Linked DNA regions of Mus musculus: regions 1 and 3 are each linked to region 2. Evidence: chromatin loops called from intact Hi-C (ENCODE). Cell type or tissue: heart. All regions are shown on one strand.

Evidence for each region. Hi-C counts contacts between places; a loop is a spot of excess contacts. Peaks named below come from ENCODE experiments on the same cell type or tissue, not always from the same donor. Only the 100,000 strongest peaks of a DNase experiment are listed, where the experiment ranks them.
Region 1: a loop joins it to region 2, with 5 times the contacts of the local background. A loop is called at or near these places in 24 of 42 quality-filtered maps.
Region 3: it touches region 2 in a loop (4-fold over the local background); 2 of 42 quality-filtered maps call a loop at or near these places.

Annotation. Positions count from the first base shown.
Region 1 is chr7:38,197,014-38,205,013 of GRCm38, reverse strand. It overlaps 1600014C10Rik (RIKEN cDNA 1600014C10 gene), which reads right to left. Exons shown (of 4, transcript NM_028166.3): 4 at 7,446-8,000. Among named protein-coding and RNA genes, the nearest start is that of 1600014C10Rik, 17 kb to the right of the region's middle. In heart, a CTCF peak has its summit at 499 (motif pointing right); a DNase peak (open chromatin) is centred at 3,943; H3K4me3 peaks cover 569 bases.
Region 2 is chr7:38,263,154-38,271,153 of GRCm38, reverse strand. It overlaps Pop4 (processing of precursor 4, ribonuclease P/MRP family, (S. cerevisiae)), which reads left to right. Exons shown (of 7, transcript NM_025390.4): 1 at 1-7; 2 at 2,200-2,252; 3 at 3,559-3,785; 4 at 4,950-5,027; 5 at 5,193-5,254; 6 at 6,725-6,826; 7 at 7,845-8,000. The coding sequence starts at 1. The coding sequence ends at 7,981. Among named protein-coding and RNA genes, the nearest start is that of Pop4, 4.2 kb to the left of the region's middle. In heart, CTCF peaks have their summits at 3,749 and 3,948 (motif pointing right); a DNase peak (open chromatin) is centred at 3,933; H3K4me3 peaks cover 1,232 bases; H3K27ac peaks cover 613 bases.
Region 3 is chr7:38,057,292-38,065,291 of GRCm38, reverse strand. It overlaps Gm30684 (a long non-coding RNA gene), which reads left to right and starts at 2,979. Exons shown (of 7, transcript XR_003946753.1): 1 at 2,979-3,099; 2 at 3,584-3,741. Gm30771 (a long non-coding RNA gene) reads right to left here and starts at 4,012. Exons shown (of 5, transcript XR_391291.4): 1 at 3,313-4,012. In heart, CTCF peaks have their summits at 3,864 (motif pointing right) and 4,063 (motif pointing left); a DNase peak (open chromatin) is centred at 3,941; H3K4me3 peaks cover 1,175 bases; H3K27ac peaks cover 1,849 bases.

The DNA.
Region 1 (8,000 bases), 66 kb after region 2:
ACCAAACACACACATACACACAGTGAAACTTAACAATAGAAGATTTTTCTTAAAACATCATATTTTATTACTACCCATCTTTTGAATAAGGGTTTTTGCTTTTTCTCTCTCTCTCTCTCTCTGTCTTTTTGCCTGCACAAGTGAAGAGGCTAATGAATATTTGTGAGCAAGCTTCTGTGTGGACATGTGTTTTCAATAATCTTGGGTACAGACCTAAAAGTGGAAATGTTGAATCACTAGGCAAGTCTGTGTTTAATGTTTTGGAGGAACTGTCAAATCGCTTCTCAAAATGGCTGAACCATTTTACATCCCTTCCAGCACTGAAGGAAGGTTCTAATTTCTTCCCAGCCTCACTGACACGTCTTTCTATTTTTATTTACCCATTTTTTTTGTAGTGCAGAAACTGAATTTCCTCATAGCTTTGAAGATTTTTTTTTGTAATTATATGTATGTGTGGGTGTATAGGTGCACATGAGTGCAGTGCCTACAGAGGCCAGAAGAGGGCGATAGATCCCATGAAACTGGAGTTACAGGAGGTTGTGAGCCGTCGGAAGGTTCTCTGTGAGAGCAACAACTAGTCTTAACTGCCGAGCACTTCTCTAGCCCCTTCTGATTTGGAGGACTGATGGGGCTCAACTCATCTCGTGTGCTCACTGCACATTTATGGTAAGTAAAAGTATTTTGTTTTATTGTCTTGTATTTATGAGTATTTTACCTGCATGTTTGTTTGTACACCATGTGCGTGCAGTGCCCTCAGAGGCTAGAAGAGGTCACTGGGTCCCCTGGAACTGGACTTACAGGTGGTTGTGAGTAGCCATGTGGGGGCTATGAAGGAACCCAGGTCACCTGGAAGAGCAGTCAGTATTCTTAACCACTGGGCTGTTTCTCCAGCCCCCAATTACTGTACATTTTTCATCTAAGGATTTTATATTTTTACTTCTTGGTTTGTTTGACTTAATTTTTCCATGTCATTAGGTATGGGACTCAGCTTCATTGCTTTGCACACACTTAGTTTCCCGCAGTGAAATTTGCCAAACAGACTATCATTCTCCCACTGAAAGGTCCTACGACCTTTATTAGAGCTGGTTTGTTTTTTTTTTAATATGGAAGAAATGATACACGTGTCCATATGGGGGATAGAGCCAGCAGAAAGGAAGAAAGAATGACAAAGAATGACTTGAAGAATGCAGGAGATGGCTGAGGGGGAGTCCTCAGGTGGGAGAAGGGACTGAGTCTCATTCCCAGGGAAGGGGACTCTGTTGTTAGTGAGCTAGGTCAGGTGATGTGGATGCAGATTAAGTAGTGGGCATTCACTTCTGATCCCTTCCCTCTCCTTTCTGAAGCAAGAAGCAGAGCGAGAAGACAGAAGGCAAAACAGGAGCCAGAGTTGAGAAGAGAGTGGTTTAAGAACGGATGTTAGCCAGGCATGGTGGTGCACGCCTTTAATCCCAGCACTCTAGGCTGAGGCAGGGGATTTCTGAGTTTGAAGCCAGCTTGGTCTACAGAGCAAGTTCCAAGACAGCCAGGGCTACACAGAGAAATCCTGTCTCAAAACAAACAAACACACACACACACACCACAACAAAAACCAAACAAAGCCAAGAATGTATTGCTAGAACCCAGCCTCTGCTCAGACCACAGTGTCTGCAGCAGCCCTCCTTCCCGATGTCCACAGGCTGATGCAGGTCTGTGGGTCCCTGGCTGACAGACTCCCCAGGGCTAGGATCTCTCACCTGAGAAGTGAATTTCTATCAAAGCAACACATCGTGCTCTCCACCCCTTCCTTCCCTACCCACTGTCAGAACTGCAGAGCTTGCTCGGTGTAGTCTCTTATTTCGGAACCCTGTCCTCTGAGAGCTATTTCTCCCTCCTCTGCCCCTGGGGCTCTGATCTCTTCAGAGACTCACACCATATTGTCTGTCTCTGGTGCTAAGGTCTGAACTCTCTTCAGAGTCCCTGTTTCTTATGTTTTAAAAGTTATGTCCAGTGTGTGTGTGTGTGTGTGTGTGAGTCAGAGGATAACTTGTGCGAGTCCATTCTCTCCTTCCACCATGTAGGTCCTAAGGATCAAGCTCAGGCTGTCAGGTGGCAGTGCCTTTTTTTTCCCGGCTTTATTACCTCACCAGCCCTAGTTTTTCATGGTTTTGGAGATAGAAAACCAGGGACTCAGGTTGGCCTGAAATTCATAATCCTTTTGCCTTAGCCTCCTGAGTGTGCTGGGATCACAGATTTGCATGAACACACTGGGCTCTTCTTTAATTAATTAACTAATGGATTAATTTAGCTAATGTGTGCATGTGTGGTTGTGTGATGCTGTGTGTGCATGCACTCTTATACCACAATGTGCGGAGAGGTCAGAGGACAATTGGCAGAAGTCAGTTCTTTCTTTCTACCCTGTGGCTTCCAGAGATCAAACACAGGTCATAGCCGCAAGCGCCTTTGCCCATTGAGACTCAACACTCAGTACTCTTTTTCTTTTCTTTTTCTTTTTTTTTTTCGAGGCAGGGTTTCTCTGTATAGCCCTGGCTGTCCTGGAACTCACTCTGTAGACCAAGCTGGCCTCAAACTCAGAAATCCGCCTGCCTCTGCCTCCCAAGTGCTGGGATTAAAGGCGTGTGCCACCACACCCGGCTACTACTCTTTTTCAAAGAGTGCAATTATGCTGGGAATGGTAGTCCACGCTGTTAGTCCCAGCATATCGGAGGCAGAGGAAGGGGTACTGTTGAGAGTTCAAGGCCAGCTTGGATTACATAATGAGCTCCAAGACAACCAGGATTACATAATGAGACCCTGTCTCAGTCAGTCTGTCACGGGGCTGGAGAAATCCCACTGAGATTAAAGAGCACTGGCTGCTCCTCCAGAAGACCCAGGTTCAATTCTTAGCACCCAAATGGTAGCTCAAACCATCTGTAACTCCAGCTCCATTTGACCCCCTCTCATCTGGCCTTCCTGAGGGCACCTGTACTTACGTGCACAGACATAAATAAATAAAAACTAAAATAAAACTTTAAATATGTACATTGATGTTATATTGTATTATTACATTTGTTACAGGACCTTATCATATATCCCTGGCTGGCCTGGAATTTGCTAATGTAGACCAGGCTGGCTTCAAATTCAGAAATCATTGCCACCACTCCCAAAAAAACTAAATCTAATTTTCTGTTTTTAAGTAAAAATTAAGGCAGCTGGAGAGATGGCTCAGCAGTTGTTTTTTTTTACAAAGGATCTAGGTTCAATTTCTAGCACCCACAGGGCGACTTATAACCGTGCATAACTCCAGTTCCAGAATGCACAAGAATCAGACATGCAATGTGAGCAAAATACTAATGCACATAAAAAATAAAGTCTTAAAACCTTGATAAAAAATTTAAAAGTCTAAAATAATAAAGTGAATGGCTATCACATCAACAACAGAAAAACACCCTTGGTGGAAACCCTTCATCTGCCAAGACTGGGATAGCCAGAACTAACCCCAAGGCTGTGATTCAGCTAGCCAGGGCAGAACTCAGCCTTCTAAGCCACCATTATCTTAATGGCCTCCGAAGCCTTTCCCGGCTAATGAAGCCACTTATCTCCTCCCTCCCAACAAACTGTAGACACCAGACAGACCCAGAATGAGATGAATCCTGGTATTTCTTAATTACCATATGTTGATTGCTCGGAATGAAGAAACATCCAGTTTTGTATGGAAAAAAAAAAAAAAAAGGCTGCAGCAGGAGATCCAGCCTATGTTCTTTCTACTCATGGCGTCTTAAAACCTCAGGAAGTGCTCAAACCCTTTGCACCCTAGCTCATAAACCAAACCCCCGCTGTGGCGGCATCCTGGGCTTTGCATGCTGATCAGTAGAGGGCGCTGCGGCCCGAGCTGCAGAGCAGAACAGCGAGTGCGCAGTTCGCCGCTAGATGGCGCCTCATAATCGTCGCTGAATGGTCGCCTCCAGCCCTAGCCTCCTGCATCCTTCCTTGGCCATGGGGTCTTACTCCTACATCCTTGGCTATGGGACCTCTGCCCTGCATCCTTAGTCATAGTTCCTTCGCCCTGCAGCCCTCCCGCCCCCTTCCTTCCAGGCCCCGGCTGCATCTCCAAACACAGAGTCAAAGTCAAATCTGGCTGAAAATACACCATCTGCCTGTGGGGGAAAAAAAAAATCTCGCTGGCGCTGTCACGTCAGCACCCGACGCAGGTTAATAACCGGCCTCGGAGCAGATGGCTGCTTTTTTATAATTACCGGGTCCCGGTCTTAGCTTACTCCCCTCTGCTTCCTTCCCAGCGGGAGCAGGTGTGTGTCACACCACCGTGTGTGCCCTGCCACCTGCTGCTACCAGCTACTAGTGGAGACACAGCCCTGTAGGGAGTCCCTTCTCAGGGAGGCCTGGACCTAGATTAAACAGCAGAGTTTAATAGAGAGGACACGAGACCAGCACGCCAAAACTTGGAGGGTAAATTCATGAGAGATTTTGATTGAACAACACATACTTTTAAATCCAGCTATTTCGCTCTGGAGGTATCTGTCATAGTCCAAAGATTCTATCACAATCCAAATTTCGAAGATACACAAGCTTGTTCCTGCAGCGCTTGGATGACAGGAACTTGCCTAAAAGGCCACCCTTGCACAATCCCAAATGCTGTAGTATAAAGGATATTGTGTAACCATTGCCAGGGTTTCCAAGAAGTTTAGAATAATTTTTCTTTTTTTTTTAAGATTTATTTTAATTATATGTGTACACTGCAACTGTTTCCAGACACAGTAGAAGAGGGCATCAGATCCTTTTACAGATGGTTGTGAGCCACCATATGGTTGCTGGGAATTAACCACTGGGCTATATCTCTCCAGCCTCAAGGACTGAAGACACATGGTGGTTCACACCTGGCTGTAAATCCAGTTCCAGGGGATCTGACGCCCTCTTCCCGCCCATGTGGACATTAGGCACACCTGTAGTACACTGACATACATGTAAGCCTAACACCCACACACACACAAATACATACATACATTTTAAAAAGAAATATGAAGTTGGTGGTGCATGCTACAGAGGCAGACGGAGTACAGTTCTCTGGACTTTTCTAAGTTTTCAGCAAGAAAAATCAGTTACAAATAAAAGGAGATGAATAGTTTCTAAGAATTGTTCTAAAATACAGAGTTGAAGGTGGGCATGCCTGTAATCTTAGAACATAGGTGGCCGAAGCAGAAGGATAGTAGTTCGAGACAAGCCTTTAACTACACAATGAAACCCTATCTCAAAAATAACTCCAATCTAAACAAAATCAAACCCGTTAAGCCAAGGCCAACCCCCCAGAGCTAACCCCAGGACGAAACCATCTACAGTGGCTGGTTCCGAGCGAATCCAGACTGCTTCCTCTTACTGGTCACATCCTGGCTCCCCCTTTTTTTATATATATATATCTTTTTATTACATATTTTCCTCAATTACATTTCCAATGCTATCCCAAAAGTCCCCCATACCCTCCCCCCCCCCACTCCCCTACCCACCCACACCCCCCCCTTTTTTGCCCTGGCGTTCCCCTGTACTGGGGCATATAAAGTTTGCAAGTCCAATGGGCCTCTCTTTCCAGTGATGGCCGACTAGGCCATCTTTTGATACATATGCAGCTAGAGTCAAGAGCTCCGGGGTACTGGTTAGTTCATAATGTTGTTCCACCTATAGGGTTGCAGATCCCTTTAGCTCCTTGGGTACTTTCTCTAGCTCCTCCATTGGGGGCCCTGTGATCCATCCAATAGCTGACTGTGAGCATCCACTCTGTGTTTGCTAGGCCCCGGCATAGTCTCACAGAGACAGCTACCTCTGGGTCCTTTCTATAAAATCTTGCTAGTGTATGCAATGGTGTCAGCGTTTGGAAGCTGATTATGGGGTGGATCCCTGGATATGGCAGTCTCTACATGGTCCATCCTTTCGTCTCAGCTCTAAACTTTGTCTCTGTAACTCCTTCCATGGGTGTTTTGTTCCCAATTCTAAGGAGGGGCATAGTGTCCACACTTCAGTCTTCATTCTTCTTGAGTTTCATGTGTTTAGCAAATTGTATCCTATATCTTGGGTATCCTAGGTTTTGGGCTAATATCCACTTATCAGTGAGTACATATTGTGTGAGTTCCTTTGTGAATGTGTTACCCCACTCAGGATGATGCCCTCCAGGTCCATCCATTTGGCTAGGAATTTCATAAATTCATTCTTTTTTATAGCTGAGTAGTACTCCATTGTGTAAATGTACCACATTTTCTGTATCCATTCCTCTGTTGAGGGGCATCTGGGTTCTTTCCAGCTTCTGGTTATTATAAATAAGGCTGCTATGAACATAGTGGAGCATGTGTCCTTCTTACCGGTTGGGACATCTTCTGGATATATGCCCAGGAGAGGTATTGCTGATCCTCCAGTAGTACTATGTCCAATTTTCTGAGGAACCGCCAGACTGATTTCCAGAGTGGTTGTACAAGCCTGCAATCCCACCAACAATGGAGGAGTGTTCCTCTTTCTCCACATCCTGGCTCCCTTTAAGGTTCATGCCAGGCCTAACAAAGGGATTCTATTACAACTCTTAACTTTTCTAAAGGCTTGGGTGTAAGCAACTGCAGAATTTGACATACTGTTCAAAACGGGGCACATGCCTCTACTCACAGTACTTGGGAGGCTGAGGCAGGAGGATTGTTGAGCTCCACAGCCTACACTGTACAGGGATATAGTGAGGCCCCGACTCAAAATGACAGAACAAAACAAAAAAGAAACATCCCCTAACTTGAAACACTGAGCTAAAAAGATCTTACTTGGGATCTCATTGCCCCGGATCTGCCAACCAACATCTTCACCTCTGTACTAAAGGCTGGCAACTTCAGAGCTATAGCAACTGGAGGTAGTGTTCTGATTTTAGACTTTTGGCTTAAGGGGCTGTGAGCTAGGGGTTGTGAGGGTCCCTTACTGTTTAGCCGGGAGAATGGGAACAGGAATGTCAGGTTGAACCAGAAGAGCCAGTTTCCAAAGACAGCATCTGCTCACAGCCCTGCCCCAACACCTTCCACTGACATGGTGAGTTCCAGGTCACACAGGCAACCCAGCAAAGGCTCACTGAGGCAGACTGTAAGACAAAGCCTTATCCCCATGGGGTGAAGTCCACAGGAGGCTTCCTTTACACAGAGAGATCTGTACTGCAAAGCTGGCCCTTAGACCAGCACCTCCCTCAGACTGCAGAAAGTCTGGGCTGCCGCCACACAGAGAGCCCCGGTCCCAGCACTGCCTACACAGGACTGGGGCTGGAGGGCTGGTGGAGGTTAAACATGGCTTGCAGTAACATGGCGCATGCTGGCCAGAAATGGCCGCCACGAACCGGGCCAGGGAGCTTTTACCTGTCCTGTCAAGCCTCAGATGGAGCAATCTTCCTTTTGATGTTAAAGGCTTCAGAAGTGGTTTCCACAAAATACACAGAGAGTGACTTTTTCAGGGAAAAGTAATTTATTAGTAATTTGATGATAGTCGGGTAGTAGTTCTGAAAGGATATAGCATGGGGGATACCTTGGGGTGGAACTATCTGAGGTTGGGATACCCCACTTCAGAGACAGCATACATTTGACTAAAACTATTTCATGTGAAAACATGTCCCAAACCTGTTTGTGAAAACTGAGGGACCACATGGTGCTCAAGCGAGGCTCTGGGTTCTAGGGACACCAGGCCAAACTCCAGCTTCCGTGGCTAGCAGCTCAGTGGTTTCAAAAAGCTTAAAACTGGATTCTAGGTCTCTCCTGTCACATGTTTCCTTCCTGGAGGAATTCCACAGGAAGTGATTTCAGAACAATAACTTCCAAAAATACCTACTGAAGTCTCACATAAAGGTATTATCTCTGTAATTCCCAACACTTGGCAGTGATGGAGGCTGGAGAATCAAGAGTTCAAGGTCGTCTTTGGCTACATAGAGTTGGGGGCTAGCCTGGGCTACATGAGATCCTGTCTCAAAACAAAACAAAACACAAACACAAACAAAAAACTAAACA
Region 2 (8,000 bases):
ATGAAGGGTAAGTGGGATGAGGGACGCGGAGCGGGGCCGGGGTGGGAATATAGAACCTCGGAACTAGAAGTTGGCTTGGGAAATGAATCAGGGATACCTGTCTCAACAGAGTCCTAAGGCAACTTCCAGGGAATTACCTTAGTACACAAAAGAAATGGAGGCCCGGAGTCTGAATCCGCCGTCTCAGTCTCTTAGCTAGGAATAAATGTCAGGATCGAGTTTGTGTGCTCTCCTCAGGGGCCTCTCGGGGGAACTAGAAGAGATGGGTCCAAGTTCTTGACCGGACCTAGCTACTACCTTCCCGTATAACTTCTGTCAAGGACCTGCACCCCTCTGCCACCTGGTTTTCACCCTTGCCCCTGTAAAAAGCTGCTGAGGGGCAGTATCGTACACCTAAGGCTTTGGAATTTGAGCCGAAAAGAGCTGTGCCCAGAAGGGCAGCCAAGCACTGGGGCAGTACTAGAGGAGAGAGGTAAAGATATTGCCTCTGATTTGGTGATTCATGCCCTTTTTGTCTGAGAACAAGTTTCTTAGCGTGTCTCAGCTACCACTTTATTATGTGCATAACAAAGAAGAGCTACTGTTAAAAATTGCTTAGAAAGATTAATGACATTAAGATAATATATATGCACACTCACTCAACCAACCGCTTGACAAGCTGTGAGTGTCCCACACCTACTGCATGTTGCAGAAAGACTTTCAACTTTGATGCGAGGCATCTGGGGTAAATAAAACAAAGTTCTTCCTGGGATTCCAGCCCCTGCATGTTTATCACAATAAAGTTCAATCTTGATCCATTGTTCAAGAGAGAGCTAGATTCTGTATATAAAACTTGTGGTACCTTGGTTTGTTTGCTTGGGTCAAGCATATACTCAGGGAGACAGAGATGGATTGTTTGTTTGTTTGTTTGTTTCTTATTGTTGCTGTTGGGATAAAGTCAGCTATGTACTCCTGACTAGCCTGGAGCTCACCGTGTGAACCAGCTCGGCCTCTACCTCTCAAGTAATGGGATGGATCAACCATGTGTGCCGCCACACCCAGCTCAGAAGTGCAGTGTATAGGGTGTAGTGTGAACTGCACTTTCTGGTCATGGGCCCTTCCTTTTCCCATTTACTCCTGTAGTCTCTGCCCCAGTGCCACCATGATGATTGCCTCCAAACAAATAAGAAACAGGATTGTGGAGGTTTAAAGAGGTTTCATCATCATGAAGATAGTATGTAGAGTTTGGAAAAAGACTATTGTATTTTATCTGGTCAGGATACATTATAGATTTTAAAGTGTGAAAAATCTGTTTTAAGCCTCTCTTAGTAGTCAGCAAAATGTAGTGTTTCAACCATATACAGCCTACCCGTTAATATCTCCTCTCTTTTAGTGTCTAGACTTACTAGACTTACTGGGCCACTGCCCAAGTATAATTATACCTCCTGGGTGTTTAAAATCAGATCAACTCTAAATGTGACCCAGCGAGGAATTTTTTTGGACATGCTGAGTCTGGAGTAGGAACCAAAACCCTCCGTTTTAATAAGATCCCAGCGATTCTTTAAGCCTTGAGGAGTTCTTATTTTGTTTTGTTTTTTTTGTTTGTTTGTTTTGTTTTGTTTTTTGTTTTTTTCGAGACAGGGTTTTCTCTGTATAGCTCTGGCTGTCCTGGAACTCACTTTGTAGACCAGGCTGGCCTCGAACTCAGAAATCCTCCTGCCTCTGCCTCCCAAGTGCTGGGATTAAAGGTGTGCGCCACCACGCCCGGCTTGAGGAGTACTTTTTTAAAAAAACTACATCTTGGGAATTTCTAGGACAAAGTTGGCAAGAGGGAAGAGTAAGAAGTATCTATGGTGGTTCATGTGTATAATCCCAGCAACTAGCACCTGGGAGCCTAAAACAGGATGTGGGTTGGAAGCTAGCCTAGGATACAAAGCAAGACCTTATCTTAAAATGAAGGAGTAACACATAAGAGGGCTGGGGTCTGTATCCACAGTGAAGCACTTGCCTAGCATACATTACACTCCCCTGGCGTTAGTCCCCCAGCACTGCAGAGTAAAGCAAAAGGGATCAACCAAGAACGTTTTTCTTTTTTCTACTAACCCAGTCTTCCTTCTCTGAATAAGTGTACTTCTTAGCATAGTTAGAAAAGCCCCGGCTAGTATTCTCATTCCTAACAGGAATAATCATCTCTCCATATGTTTGTCTTTCCTCCCCCAGCTGCCATCTACCATGCCTTTTCTCATAAAGAAGCCAAGGACCACGATGTGCAGGTACAGTCTTCAGGGGTGGGCGGCCAGCAGTCGAGGTGATGGCAAAGCTGGCTCAGTATCTTCTAAGACTGGCTTAGCTGTCCTTTCCCATGGATTCCTCCTTGACTTTACACTCTGAATATCAGGCCCCATAGACATCTTTTGTGCTGATGTCTTCATGAGCCAGACTCTGTTCTTAGGGCACCAGAGTCAGCTCTGAGGGACTTGGACTCCTTGATTTCCCGTCATCTCCCACTCTGCAGGAAATGGCAGCCTGTGCCCACCTGAAGCCAGTCTTGCTCTTGCTTCTGTATCCTGGTCAGTGCTCAGCCCATTTCCTAAGTGGATGTTACAAGTTCTGTCTGGATGTTTCATGGTGCTTTGTCATTTGGGCAACAGCTTCACCTGTGGCTCCTAAAGAGAACATAGCCTTGAAGTCAAGATTTTAAAAGGCCAGTTAACCTTTAATTTTTAATTCCCAGTGAAAGAGAGACCACATGTATATTTAAAAGAACCAAACTGTCGTCATATCAATGATGGATTGTTTAGCCATCCCTACCTTCAAGTACCTTGAAGGTTGTGTATTCTGTATTTTCACTCCCTTGCTTTACCATAGAGAGGGTAGAAGTCAGCATTCATACGTTAACCTAAAGCTGGCAGTTAGCCCAGACTTGGCCTTACTGTGCAGTTAGTGCAAAAAAGAGCCCAGCCAATGGCCCGGGGAAGAGGTTGGTCCTCAGGTAACAGGGTTTCAGGTGATGAAGGCCAAGTGAGGTACCTGTTGCCCAGTGAGGAATAGACTGTTGCTGCCCTAACTCCAGAGGAAAAGCGATTAAAGAGGACTGTGAAGCTCACTGTCAGAATGCCCCCTCAAAGGACGTGACTTTCCTGGAAACCACAGGCAGTTTCCCCTAGTGCTAGACTGGCTCGTTTTCCTAAGAACCCCAGCTCCCTTCCCCTTTAAGCTGGCCTTGTAGTCATGACTGATTAACCTCTATCATCCATGTCTCAAACTTCCTTCCCCACAAGGATTAGAGAAGTACTAAATTACAAAAAGTTTTGAATCCTCAGTAGAGGATCCTCAAGAAGCAGGACAGGAAGTCATTGTTTGACCTGGCTGCAGTGTGGGACACTGTCACAATTAGTGTATGAGTGTTTCTTTTACATCTTGGCAGTTGTGCGTAGCAAACACTTGGCAAGAGATTTGTGAGCCTCAGTGGATAGAGAGATGGATCAGCAAAGATAGTGGCTTTCTGGAACAGGGTATGAGGGCCCTGGGGTCTGTGGGCACAAGAACCGTGAACAACACCACTATGTCTCCGAGCAGGAGCTGGGAAGCCAGCGGGCTGAGGCCTTTGTGCGGGCCTTCCTGAAGCAGAGCATACCTCACATGAGCCAAGAAGACTGTGAGAGCCATCTGCAGCGCAAGGCCGTGATCTTGGAATATTTCACTCGCCTAAAGCCAAGGCCAAGGCCAAAGAAGAAATCCAAAGGCCTCTCTGCCAAACAGAGGAGAGACATGCGGCTCTTTGACATTAAACCAGAGCAACAGAGGTATGCCCATCTTTCCTAATGGTCTTACCATCCAACCTTGCCTTGTCATCTTTGTCAGGGTTCAAGGACTGGGGGGGGGGGGGGCCTCACTGGACATCCCTACATACTCATGCTCAGGTACTTCTTGCCACAAGAGGGCAGCCTCCCCCTTCCAATTTCCTTGTGCCTGTGCTTGGCCTCTGAGGGGCAGGCATTGGTGAGACTGAGGGTTCTCATCACTTAGCTTCTGTCCTAGCCTCACTAATAATAAGTGAGTCTGTTTTCCATGGCAACAGGCTGTTTGCTTTCAGCTTTCTAGAAAAGAGGAACTGATATGCCTTAATGTGTACTTTCCTGTAGCTTTGAACATAACTAGACAGTATCACCCACTCAGAGGTTACTGCCAAGGAACGGTCCCACCTACTCATTTCAGACATTTCTGAAAGGAATACATCACTGTCTTGTGGGAGGATGTCTTTCTTGATATAGTTCTGAGTTTGTGTTTGCAGTTACTGTTTACTGGCTTTGTATAATGCACTTTAGCCACATATCTTTCTATGTCCCAGATGGCATGACAGTGTCACTTTGCCAAGGATCTGCCTCTCTGGGTTCCTTGAAGGAAGTGCTTGTTTCTGATTTGAGCCATTGTTCTTGACTGCCTAACCCTGTGCACCAAGACATATGATAATCACCCCAGAGGAAAGCTTCCGGGCTCTACTCTCGCCTTCTACACAGTCCTGTCACCTTACAGAAGGGATTGCTCCTCCCAAGGACTATTAAGTTTAACCTCCTGGAAGTGTGGGCTAAGAAGACTAATGTTCCTTTGCTCATTTGTCTTGGGAAAAGGAATGTGGATGAACAGCACCTGGGTCATTATGGCTGATGGTGCATCGCCACCTTCAGCTGGGGGTCTGAGCCAGGGGCTCCACCATCGTATGTCTGGCCAGGAGGGTGGGCATCTAGGTGAAGGACCACCTTTTTGAGAGCAGATATTTAGCCTTGAAGAGGTTCTACCAGGGAAGAAATTGAGTTCGAGTAGCAGGTTGGGGAGTTACTTGGCACTTTGGAGAGCCTTGGCCTCCCACACAGTCTCCGGTGCTCCCTTACGCTCATCCTCAGCCTGGAGCCCAGCTCTGTGTGCTGCGCGCTGTAAACGCCGAGCTCATGCTTCTGGCTTCTTTACAGATACAGCCTGTTCCTCCCTCTCCATGAACTCTGGAAACAGTACATCCGGGACCTGTGCAATGGGCTCAAGCCGGACACGTGAGTTTTAGTTCTGAAGCCGTGGAAGCCATGGGAGCAGATGCCAAGCCTGGAGAGCATTAGAGATGCTCTGAGAAACCAGCAGGCTGTGGGGTTGTGTTTGTGTTTGCAGTTACTGTTACTGGCTTGTTACCGACTCTTCTCTGTGGGCTCTTCACCTCCTAGGCAGCCACAGATGATTCAGGCCAAGCTCCTAAAGGCAGATCTTCATGGTGCTATTATTTCAGGTAATTTCTATGAATGCATATAGTCATCTGGAGATTGTTACTCAGTGTAAGTGAAGTGTGTGTCACAGCATTCAGCCTGTCATCTGTCACTTGGCATCCCTGAACTATCTCCAAGTCACAAGCAGTGAGGATCTGAGATAGTTGTGATCTAACCCATCCTGGTTCCTTGTTAAACACACACTAAGTGCTCTCTTGGTGCCATCTGCTCACACTGTTGGAATCGAGGCTCTAGCCGATTCTCTTGGGCCCAGATTCCCTCCCATCATGGTTTCCAAGGGGTCACCGCCAGTGCAGACTTTTCCCACGACTCCTTCACCCCATGACACCCAAAGCTGCCTGGATGGACATCCAAGAGCTACCTCAGATTAGCTATCCAACACCAAGCCGTTGGTCCCCTGAGGTCAGCTGTCTCTGATCTGCTTGCCTCATCTCCTAGAATAGCACAGCTTGTCCAGGCTAGAAACTAGGAAGTACATACAAATTACCTCTTTCCCCAATCCTCTACCTCAAGGACATTAACACACCTAGCTCCCAAATCTGACCCACTCCCTCAAGGTGCTGCGACTACTTTCTCTGGCCTCCCCACACCCTGCCCAGGTCACATACTGTTTTATTCCCACATACACTACAAGGTTAAATACCCAGAATGAAGGCTGCAGTCAGACTTCAGACTGCTGTTTACGTTACCCGTTCTAGGCCTCTAGCAGCTTCGGTGTCCTTTGGCCACTTTGTAGCTTGCACACCAGTTGTCTTTGCTTGAGTCCTTCATTCAACCAAGGGGTTCTGCATATGCATGTACCTCGGTCCCCTTTCCTGATGTCACTTCTGAGAGTCTACTAGCACTAAAGTTTCTTCTTCCACCCCCATTCTGTTCTTATTTTCCTTGTAGCCATTATCAGTATCAAGAATTAGAATTGCCCGTGTTTTACTATACATTGTCCTCTACCACAGCTTCAGCTCCACAGGAGCAGAATACAAACCATCTCATTCAGTGTCCTGCCCCAGCACCCTCCTAGCTCACTGGGCACATAGTTTCTTCTGTGAATGCTGACTACACGGAAGCGGAAAGGGGCCTGCCTATGAGGTGGCTCATGCCATTGCTAGGCAACTCTATAGAAGGACTACATTCCAGACAAAGTTCAGGAGACCCAAAAGTAAATGATAGATGCCCTGCCCATGGTGTTTGCTCCAACAGCAGTACACTGGACTTGTTGGTTCTGTGTATTACCTCTCGGCTCCAGAACCCTGCCCAAAACTAAAGGACACCCAAGAATAGCCAAGAGATCATGAAGCACAGGACAAGGGGCTAGGAAGCCTGGGCTCTTGCTAGCTGGGTCACTGCCCAAGAGCCACTATCTTCTGAGCACTTTCTTCCTCAGCTTAGAAAAGCCCATCTTCCTGTCTCTGAGGCTTGGCAATGACTGCCAGCACCACCCAGTCCTTACAGTCAGTTGCCTTTCTCCTTTGCAGTCACGAAATCCAAGTGCCCCTCCTATGTGGGAGTTACAGGAATCCTTCTGCAGGAGACCAAACATGTCTTTAAGATCATCACCAGAGAAGACCACCTAAAAGGTGAGTGCTGTGTCCCCAGGGTATCAGATGCCACTATATCTCCCTTCCAGGTTTGCTTTCCTGTGGAGTCAAACAGGTTGCAAGTGCTTACTATGATGTGAGTGAGGTCGCTGCCTATGTGGCTCTCCCAGGAGACATCTATGAACACAGCCTGCAGCCTGTCCATGAACAGGACAGAAGAACTGCTTGGTTGTTTCTTGGATCTCTACCTACCAAAGTCACCACCTCTCAAATGAGTAACTAAAAGAAAGGCAGGAGAAACCAAAGCAACCTATACCTGGAGTTCTGAGAACTGCACCCTAGTTCTCTTGAGTTTTAGCAAGTTCCAGCAGGTACTCTGGATCTTTTGGGGTCTCTGTACCTGACCTTACCCACATATCCAGAGATTCAAACAACAGATGGAGGGTTTGTACTCATTCCTTTATCTGTTGATTCTGGAAATTAAACCCAGGACCTCTGTCTACTAATCCTGCGCTCTGCCCCTGGCTTACCCCCAGAGCCCTGCTTCATTGTTTTTCCATGATGTTCTGCTTGCACTGTAAGTCTAAGGAAGTGGTATAGAAGTTTCCTCATGAGCACACATCTAAGAACCTGTGCAAAATTGTATGGAAAACCCTACCTGGTGGTGGGCCTGGGAGCCTTCGGTCGTGGGAGTTGAGTCATTCACCCCAGAACCTGTAATTAGGCATTGAGTTACATTTAGACTGAGTCAAATGGCCCATGTCTCCCTTGGTATTTCTGGCTTGATCTCCTCATTCCTATAGACTTTTTTTAGACATTCTCACTATCTAGCCTTGGCTAGCTTGGAACGTGCTATGTAGACCAGGCTGCCCTTGAACTCAGAAATCTGCCTGCTGCCTGGCTTTGTCTCCTAGGTGCTCGTATTAAAGTGTGTGCCACCACACCTGTCCAACTCACTTGAATACAAGTATGTATGAATAATGCTCCACACAAAAATGAATGCACTCCCCATGTTGCTTCTCATCCTTTTTTCCCCCTCTTTTTTTTTTCCCTTCAGTCATCCCCAAGCTGAATTGTGTGTTCACCATAGAAATTGATGACTTCATTTCCTACATTTATGGAAGCAAATTCCAGCTTCGGGCAAGTGAGCGGTCTGCCAAGAAGTTCAAAGCAAAGGGATCAATTGACCTGTGAACTCTGCCACTGGAGACAG
Region 3 (8,000 bases), 210 kb after region 2:
AGGCACTGTCAGAGGACATCAGATTTCCTCAAACTAGGGTTAAAGATGGCCTTGAGCTACCACGTGGGTGCTAGGAACCAAATCCAGGTCCTTTGGCAAAGCAGCCGGTGCTTTTAGCATCTGAATCATCTCTCCAGCCTTAGGCTTCTATCTCTTGATCTGTCTGCTCAGCCTTCCCAGTCCTGGAGTTACAGACATGGGCCGCCAAAATCAACTCACTTAAATCATTTAGGAAATTAGAGAAAGAAGAAAAATAACAGTGGGAGAGAATTAATAAACGTGAAATTTCCAAAGAATTAGAAAACTGAAAATAATATAAAGATAAATGAATACAAATAATGCTTGTGGATCATGCTTTCATTTTGTTTTGTTTTTTAAAATTGGGTCTGTGAGACAGCTCAGTGGGTTCAGCACTCACCACAGGCCCCACAACTTAGTTGGATCCCAGAACCCTTATTGAGGTGGAAGGAGAGAACTAGCTCCCCAAAACTGTTTTCTGGCATCCACAGACCTGCTGCAGCACACACTGCATGGTAAAAGAACTCTACAAAGAATTGACACAGAGTAAGATCCCTGTGGGGGTTTGAATAGGAATGACCCCATACACTCAGATGTCGAAATGCTTGGGACATAGAGACCGAGTATTAGGAGGCGTGGCCTTGTTGGAGGAAGTGTGTCAATAAGGCGTGGCCTTTGAAGACCCAGAAGCTCAAGTCAGCTAGCTCTCCCAGCTGCCTGACAATCCAGTTGTAGATCTGTCAGCTCCTTCTCCAGCACCACATCTGTCTGCCCACCACCATGCTCCCCTTCAGGAGGATAATGGAGTAAACCTCTGAACTGTAAGCCAGTCCCAATGAAATGTTTTCCTCATGCTCTCTCTTCACAGCAATAAAACCATACCTAAGATAATCACGATTATGAAGAGCAACAAAGACTATGGAGGAGCAATTTGAATAAGAAGAAAACAAAATATCCAAGGATTGTATGGAAGATGATTTCATCTTTCTAATGCTCAGAGAAATGCAAATTTAAATCAATATTATATTTTATATATTACACTGATGACAACTAAGCATTTTGACAATGTTGGGAAAATATGAAAAAAAAAGATGCTTATAAACTGTTTATAAGAACGTGAATCAAGCCGGGGATAGCGGTGGGTGTCCGTAACCCCAAACTTCAGGAGGATGAGGTGGTAACAAGACAAGACCCTAAGTTATGAGAAGAAGAAGGGAAAAGAGGAAGAGGGGGAGGAAGAGGAAGCCAAGGAGGGCAAAGTGGAGGAGTAGAAGAGGGGAGAGGAGGTGAGGGTATTTTTTTTTGTTTTGTTTTGTTTTGTTTTTTGAATGTGTCTCTCATGCACTGAGCTACAGGTAACAATGCCTAAGGATCAGAAAGATGTTCTATAAAGGTAAAGACCATGGAGAGCTCACAGACATAGAACTGTGTTTTACACACACACACACACACACACACACACACACACACACACACACACACACGGCTTTAGTCCTATGAGCATATGAATGAAGTGGAGGCAAAGTCCCCCTTCCCCACCACTTTCACCAGCACCTTCAGATAGAAGCGAAGACCTTGACTTCAGCCTTCTAAAACGCTCAGTAAATGACCCAGCAGATTCACACCTCACCCAGAATTCTGACTGCAGACCTGACATCGCTCTAAGCACTGAATCCATGCTAATTTGCTATTGTGGAGTAGCGGAGAAATAGACTTATGTGGGGGGCGGGGGTACCGGAGAGATGTCTTAGCTGTTAGCAGCACTTGCTGGTCTTGTGGAGGACATAGGTATGACTGACTCCCAGCATGACATGGCAGCTCACAACTGCCTATCACTCCAGCTCCATGGACTCTGTTGGTTTTTGGACTTTGCTGGCACCTGCACACACACACACACACACACACACACACACACACACACACACACACACACACACACATATTCAGATAGAAGATATGATAAAGGCAGTGTTGTCCTGGGACAAGGCCCTAATTAACGTGTCCAATTTTGAAACGTGGTAAATCTTGAAACCATGCACAGCTTGTCAGGCTTTCTCTCCTTACTGCCACAGCGGTCGGTCTTGCGGTGTCTACAAACATCTCTGCCTCACAGAGATGCAGAGAGACCCAGAGGGGTGGGGGATCAGACAGAGAGAACAGCACCAGAGCCAGCATGGTCCCAACAGTGTCTCCCCAAATTCTACCTTCTTGATCTAGAGACTTGTCTAGAATCCCTCAGTGAGGGGCTGGGGGCTTGGCTCAGTGGCTGGCAGTGACAGCATGCACAAACCCTGGGTTATTAAGTCAGCATCAAAAAGGAAAGGAGAAAAATATTTTGCAGTTTTTTTTTTTATTTCTCTGCATTATGCAGTAGGCCCTTGATAGCTGTAGGGAGTTGGTTCCTTCTACAAATCCTCCCAACCCGTGCACATGACGGTTTGCGGTTTGTATACAGCCTTTGTGCACACACCCATGTTCTTTAAGCCCCTCTAAGTGACTGCTGAGTCCTAGTGCAATGTAAATAGCTGCTTAATGCATTGCTTAGGGAACAAGGATAAGAGAGTCTGTATGAGGCAGTTTAAGGGTGAATATTTTCAATCCGTTGAATCCAGGGGTGACTTCACATATATTCAGGGCTGATATACTTTTTTAAAGATTTATTTATTTATTTATTATATGTAAGTACACTGTAGCTGTCTTCAGACACCCCAGAAAAGGGCACTTGATCTCATTTCGGATGGTTGAGAGCCACCATGTGGTTGCTGAGATTTGAACTCAGGACCTTCAGAAGTGCAGTCAGTGCTCTTAACCGCTGAGCCATCTCCCAAACCCTGATATTTTGTTTTATTTCAATTATTCCTTCCTTTTCTAAGGACCTCAGAATACTTGTAATATGCACACACAATACTGCAAAATTTGTAAAATACCCCCTCAATTATGACCAGAGAAGCCCTAACTTGTGACCCAATCCGTGGCCTAGGCTGGGTCAGCCAAGCCTAGTAGCCAGTGGCGACTAGTGCAGCTGACAGTGTAGCTCAGGCTCCCTCTCTGGGGGTTGGGCACACATGTCATCTTGACTAGGTGGGTTTCCCGCCCCCCCCCCCCCAGGTCTTATTAGTGTAAGGTGTGTAATGGTCAGGGTGGGGCTCTTTATTTTTTAGCCTCTTAAAGGCTCTAACTGTGACAACTCTCTAAGGTCACTGACTAAGAGGTTCAAGTCCAACTCTTCCCCTCCCCCCTCCCCCCTCCCCCCCCCCCGCCCCGCAGCCCCCTCCGACCCCTGCCTTCTCTGACCTGCATGGTTTCAGTTCCACCTGGCTTCAGTTTCCCTCTCTGTGGAATGGAGTTCAAGGCACACATGACTCTCCGTTGGGTCTTCAGGGGCAGAGGATTCTGGCCCTGTACTGATATACTTGTATGGTTTGATCTCCAGGGGCTCATAGTGAGCCCGGTCTAGATACTCTTCTCAGACTCCTCATCCCCCCCACCCCTCGCCCAGTACCCACGCTGAGCTCAGAAAGAGCCCTGGGATTTACAGGCATTTGGTCCCCTTCATCATTTACAGCGCTCCGGGCTAGATGTAGCCTGCTTTAACTGTGATGGCATTCAGTGGGGCCTAGCTGGGCGTTAAAAACGGGCAGATCGCAGGGGGCTCTGGTCGGCCCTGTGCCACCCGTCGGAAGTCGAACCGGGTGACGCCTCGGGGTTGAAGTGCGTGAAATGGTAAGGAGGGAGAGAACGTTCTAATCCGCCTGGGTAGGACAATCCAGTCACTCTGGCGGCCCGGGGCTCGCCCACGCTGGGTCCCCGCAGGGGCTGATTGCTCGGCTCCCTAGCTACAGACCAAGCCAATCAGCGCGCTCGCGCCGCGAACAGCAGGCGGCGGCCCGCCAAGGGCGGGCGGGGTGGGACAGCGGGGAGGGCTCTCGGGTAGCACACCGGCGGGCCAAGGCGCCCAGCTCCCGGAGGTGCACCGCGGGTGGGCTCCGCTGGCCGGGGCAGCGCTCCCTTACGGTCACGGGATCACAAGGCATCTGCTGCCATCTGGTGGCTGCGCTTCGGCAGCTGCGGCGCCAGGGTTTGTAGGGTTTACAGGGCTCACAGGGCTTGCAGATCCCTGCTCATCCTTAAACCACGCCACATAGCCAACAGTGTCCACGCTGCCACCTCTCGTCCTGCTCGGGATTCTCCCAGCAGAGTGAGAAAGCCAGCATCTCCGAGGAGGCCGTGTGTATCAGTGGCGGCGCAGAGAGCTGGGAGGCAGGCTTGGTATGACCCAGCTGAGTAGGATCACCTCTGTGAACTCTTTTTCATTCTTCTGTAAGTTAGAGCGGTTAGATGTGCATGCCTTGGGGAGCCTTTGTAATGATTAACTGGTGAATTCAAGTGAAGATGTAGTACGTGGTCAGAGCGCACACTAACTGTTCCTGAGTGTCTTAAGTTAGGGTCACTATTGCTATGATGAAAACCATGACCAAAGGCAAATTGGAGAGGAAAGGGTTTATTTGGCTCACACCTCCACATCGAAGTCTATCACTGAAAGAAGTCAGGGCAGGAACTCAAACAGGACAGGAGCCTAGAGATAGAAACTGATGCAGCCGGCCATGGAGGGGTGCTGCTTACTGGCTTGCTCATCGTGGCTTGTTCAACCTGCTTTCTTACAGAATCCAGCCCCAATGACCCAAGGATGGCACCACCCAAAGTTGGCTGGACATCCCCCATCAATCACTACTTAAGAAAATGCCCTACAGAAGAATGTTTGTTAACGGAAGCATTTTCTCAACTGAGATTCCCTCCTTTTAACTTTAGCTTACGTCAAGTTGACATAAAACCAGCCAGCACACTAGGATAGACTGCAGATGCCAGGCATGTGCAAGGCACAGGATGAAACACACACACACACACACACACACACACACACACACACACACACACACACACTCACAGACAAATGAGTTCGAGAACTGATCATGTTTTGGATTCTTCACTTCTGCATCTGTGAACTGGGGATACCAATGCTGGCTTCCACCCCCAAGCTTGGGTAACTAACACGAGTCTACCACTCCCAAGATAGATCTACTGGCTGTCCTGGGACTCCTAGGCCTTTCTTCCAACTGTAAGTCGATTCCCCACCACTCTGCAAGCTCTCGAAGCTGTGTCCAAACCTGGAGACTCTACCTCCTGTCTTACAGATCAGACTTGTTTTTCTGTCTCCAAACCCTCTCTCCAGGGTCACAGACTAAAAGGTCCAAATATAGAACAGATCATTTTCTCTGACCCTTTTCAATGAGGCCCTACAGGGACAGCCACCTCACCCCCTCTAATAAGACATGGTAGGAGGAGTCAGGTGGTAACAGTACTTGCCTCCAAGTCTGACGACCTGAGTCTGATCCCCAGGACCCACGTGATGCAAGGAGAGAAAGGACTTCCTTTTCTGACACACAAAGAATAAATATAGTAATACAAAATTTAAAAAAAGATATGGTAAATTGAAGGGTAGTAAATACCTCTCCAAAAAGGAAAGTTGTCAGATGTGATGGCACAGCCTGCGGTCCCAGCATCCAAGGCCCTGAGGATCTGAGGATGGAGGAGGCGAGGGAGGGAGGGAGGGAGGGGGTGAGAGAGAGAGAGAGAGAGAGAGAGAGTCCTGAAAGCCTGCAAGCAGCCACTGTCCCAGAGACATGCTGAGCAGGTGGCTTCACACAGTGTCCATGGCTTCTCAGCATGCAGCAGCAGGAGGGCTGCAGAGCAGGGTGTGACAGCCAGGTACAACCTGGACAAAGTGGGATGTCTCAGTAGTGCTAGTGCTCTCAGCCTGTGGAAACGCCGGCTCCAATTCAAAGGTATCAAATATTTGCTTAGCTGTTCAACATTTCTTCAAATAATATACTCACAACTAATTCATATCTAGACTCGACGTCTTCATCTCTCTCCAGCCTCCCTCCTGGATTAGCTGTCTTGTCTATTCTGGGAGAAAATTGCCCTACATTCTAAAAATAGGCCTTGCAGCCCGGACACCGGCATGTACCATCAGAGAAGGCTTTATTTATTTATCTTGAGAGCTGTCCCCTGGGGACAGCTGCAGTCGAGCCTGGGGACACATTCATCAAACAGCTCAGGTACATGTAGGGGGCTGGGACCACTGAGATCAGTGCTGCCTTCAAAACAGGCCATGGTCTGTTCCTGAGGATGCTCTTTGACACTCAGGCAGGGAATGGGTTCTCAGAGACAGGACCTTCTCTTCTCCAAATATGGTTCCTTTTGCTCTTGGGGGTTAGAAGCCCAAGATCCAGGACCCAGAAGAAGTGAAAGAATGCTTATGATGGATGGGGTCTTGGATAGTAGGGGCAGACTCTGGTTGTAATGGGACCCTAAGTCTGAAGGTCAGAGGCTCTGATCTGACCTCTAAAGTTGGAGCCTAAGGAATGCTCACTTCCAGTTTTTGCTCTCCCCAGTCTCTTGGTATTCTCCTGGCTGGTTCCTGATAGTCTGCAAAGACTGGCTGCTGTGCTCCCAACTCAGAGGCTTTGCCCATGGCCTCCTGCATTATACAGAGGGGCAGACAGGCAGCTACCTTTAGACCTCACTCCATTCCGGCTTCTTCTGTGTCTCCTTATCACAGAGGGGGATACAAAGCCTTCACTTTATCCTCTGTGCCTCCTCCTTTCTCTTGCTCTAAATGAAACCACCCAGGACTTCATTCCCAGTTTCCAAGGCTCACTGAGCACGACTAAGACCTTATGGTGAGCTCCTACAGTGTGGCTAGCTCCAGAGGTGACTCTTGTCACTACATACTTCAGAAGGGGGCCTGGGTTACTCAGTCCATCATTCAACCAGCCAGTCTTGGTAATTACTTCACCAGGTCTCTGGCATTGACCCCATAGCCACAGAGAGCTTAGCCTTTGCTTTCAACAGAGCTGGGCTTTGAATTGCCATCCTCCTGCCTCAGGCTTTCATCCAGCTGGTGTTGAATAGAACAAAATCCCCCCAAAATGGGAGTGTCTCTAGGAGGCATGTCCACTTGTGGGATAATTCCCAGTACCAGTGTTCACCCAGTTACAAAGACATTTCTTCCCTCTTAGTCTCATATACACAGTCAGCTAATGCAAAATGAAATTCCATGTGATTTTTTTTTTTTTTGCTTATTTTTAAGACCATTGGGCACATTGTGGCTGATCGCTGCTCTGACATTTTTCTTCCCTCATTAAGAAAGACGCCCCTGGTGAGTTACCTGCGCTTGGTTCAGAGCAGAAAATAAATATCGCTGGCATCCACTTTCCTGTGCTCTCTGGGTGTAATTAAGAGGGAGGCACCTGCCGAAGAGGGAAACAGAGTGGAAAGCAGGCTAGTGGGTACTGTCCATAAGATCTCCTGCACTGGGTCAGGTGGGCAAGCCTTCAGAGAGCTATGGTGTGAGCCAGGGGTTCAAAATGTCTGACTTGCATCAGTCGCTCAGTCCAGATCTGGGAGAGGGAGAAATGAAGACTGTCACATAGGGCTGTTCATTGAACAGAGCCTGTGGCTGAAACAGATTTAAGAGGGATAAGGAGATGCAAGGATAGGAGAGTCTACAGAATACTCAGCTCATCATGCCCCCGGTTTATCTTCTGGATCTTAATGTCTAGGTGGAATCTTATTTCCCAGAGATGGACTGTCTGCTTGTCTGTCCCATATCATTTGGCATGGGGCAGGGCTCTGAGGCGGTGTAGAAGTGCTCATTGTTGCCCACAGGTAATGTCACAGGGTCCCCTGTGCAATGTTCAATTTCAAGTCGGAGGCGGGAGAGCGGTAGACAGGGTACCCGAAGAACTCTTTGGCACTCAGCTCACGTGGATGCATCCAACAGGGGAAATAGCGACTTCACACCAAGAGCTCACCACAGTTGTCCCTGTGTCATCCAGAAGAGAGTTTTTGGTCTTTAGGTCCCAAAATAGATGAAGGGCAGGAATGATAGGCTCAGATCCCAGCACTGGGACATAGCA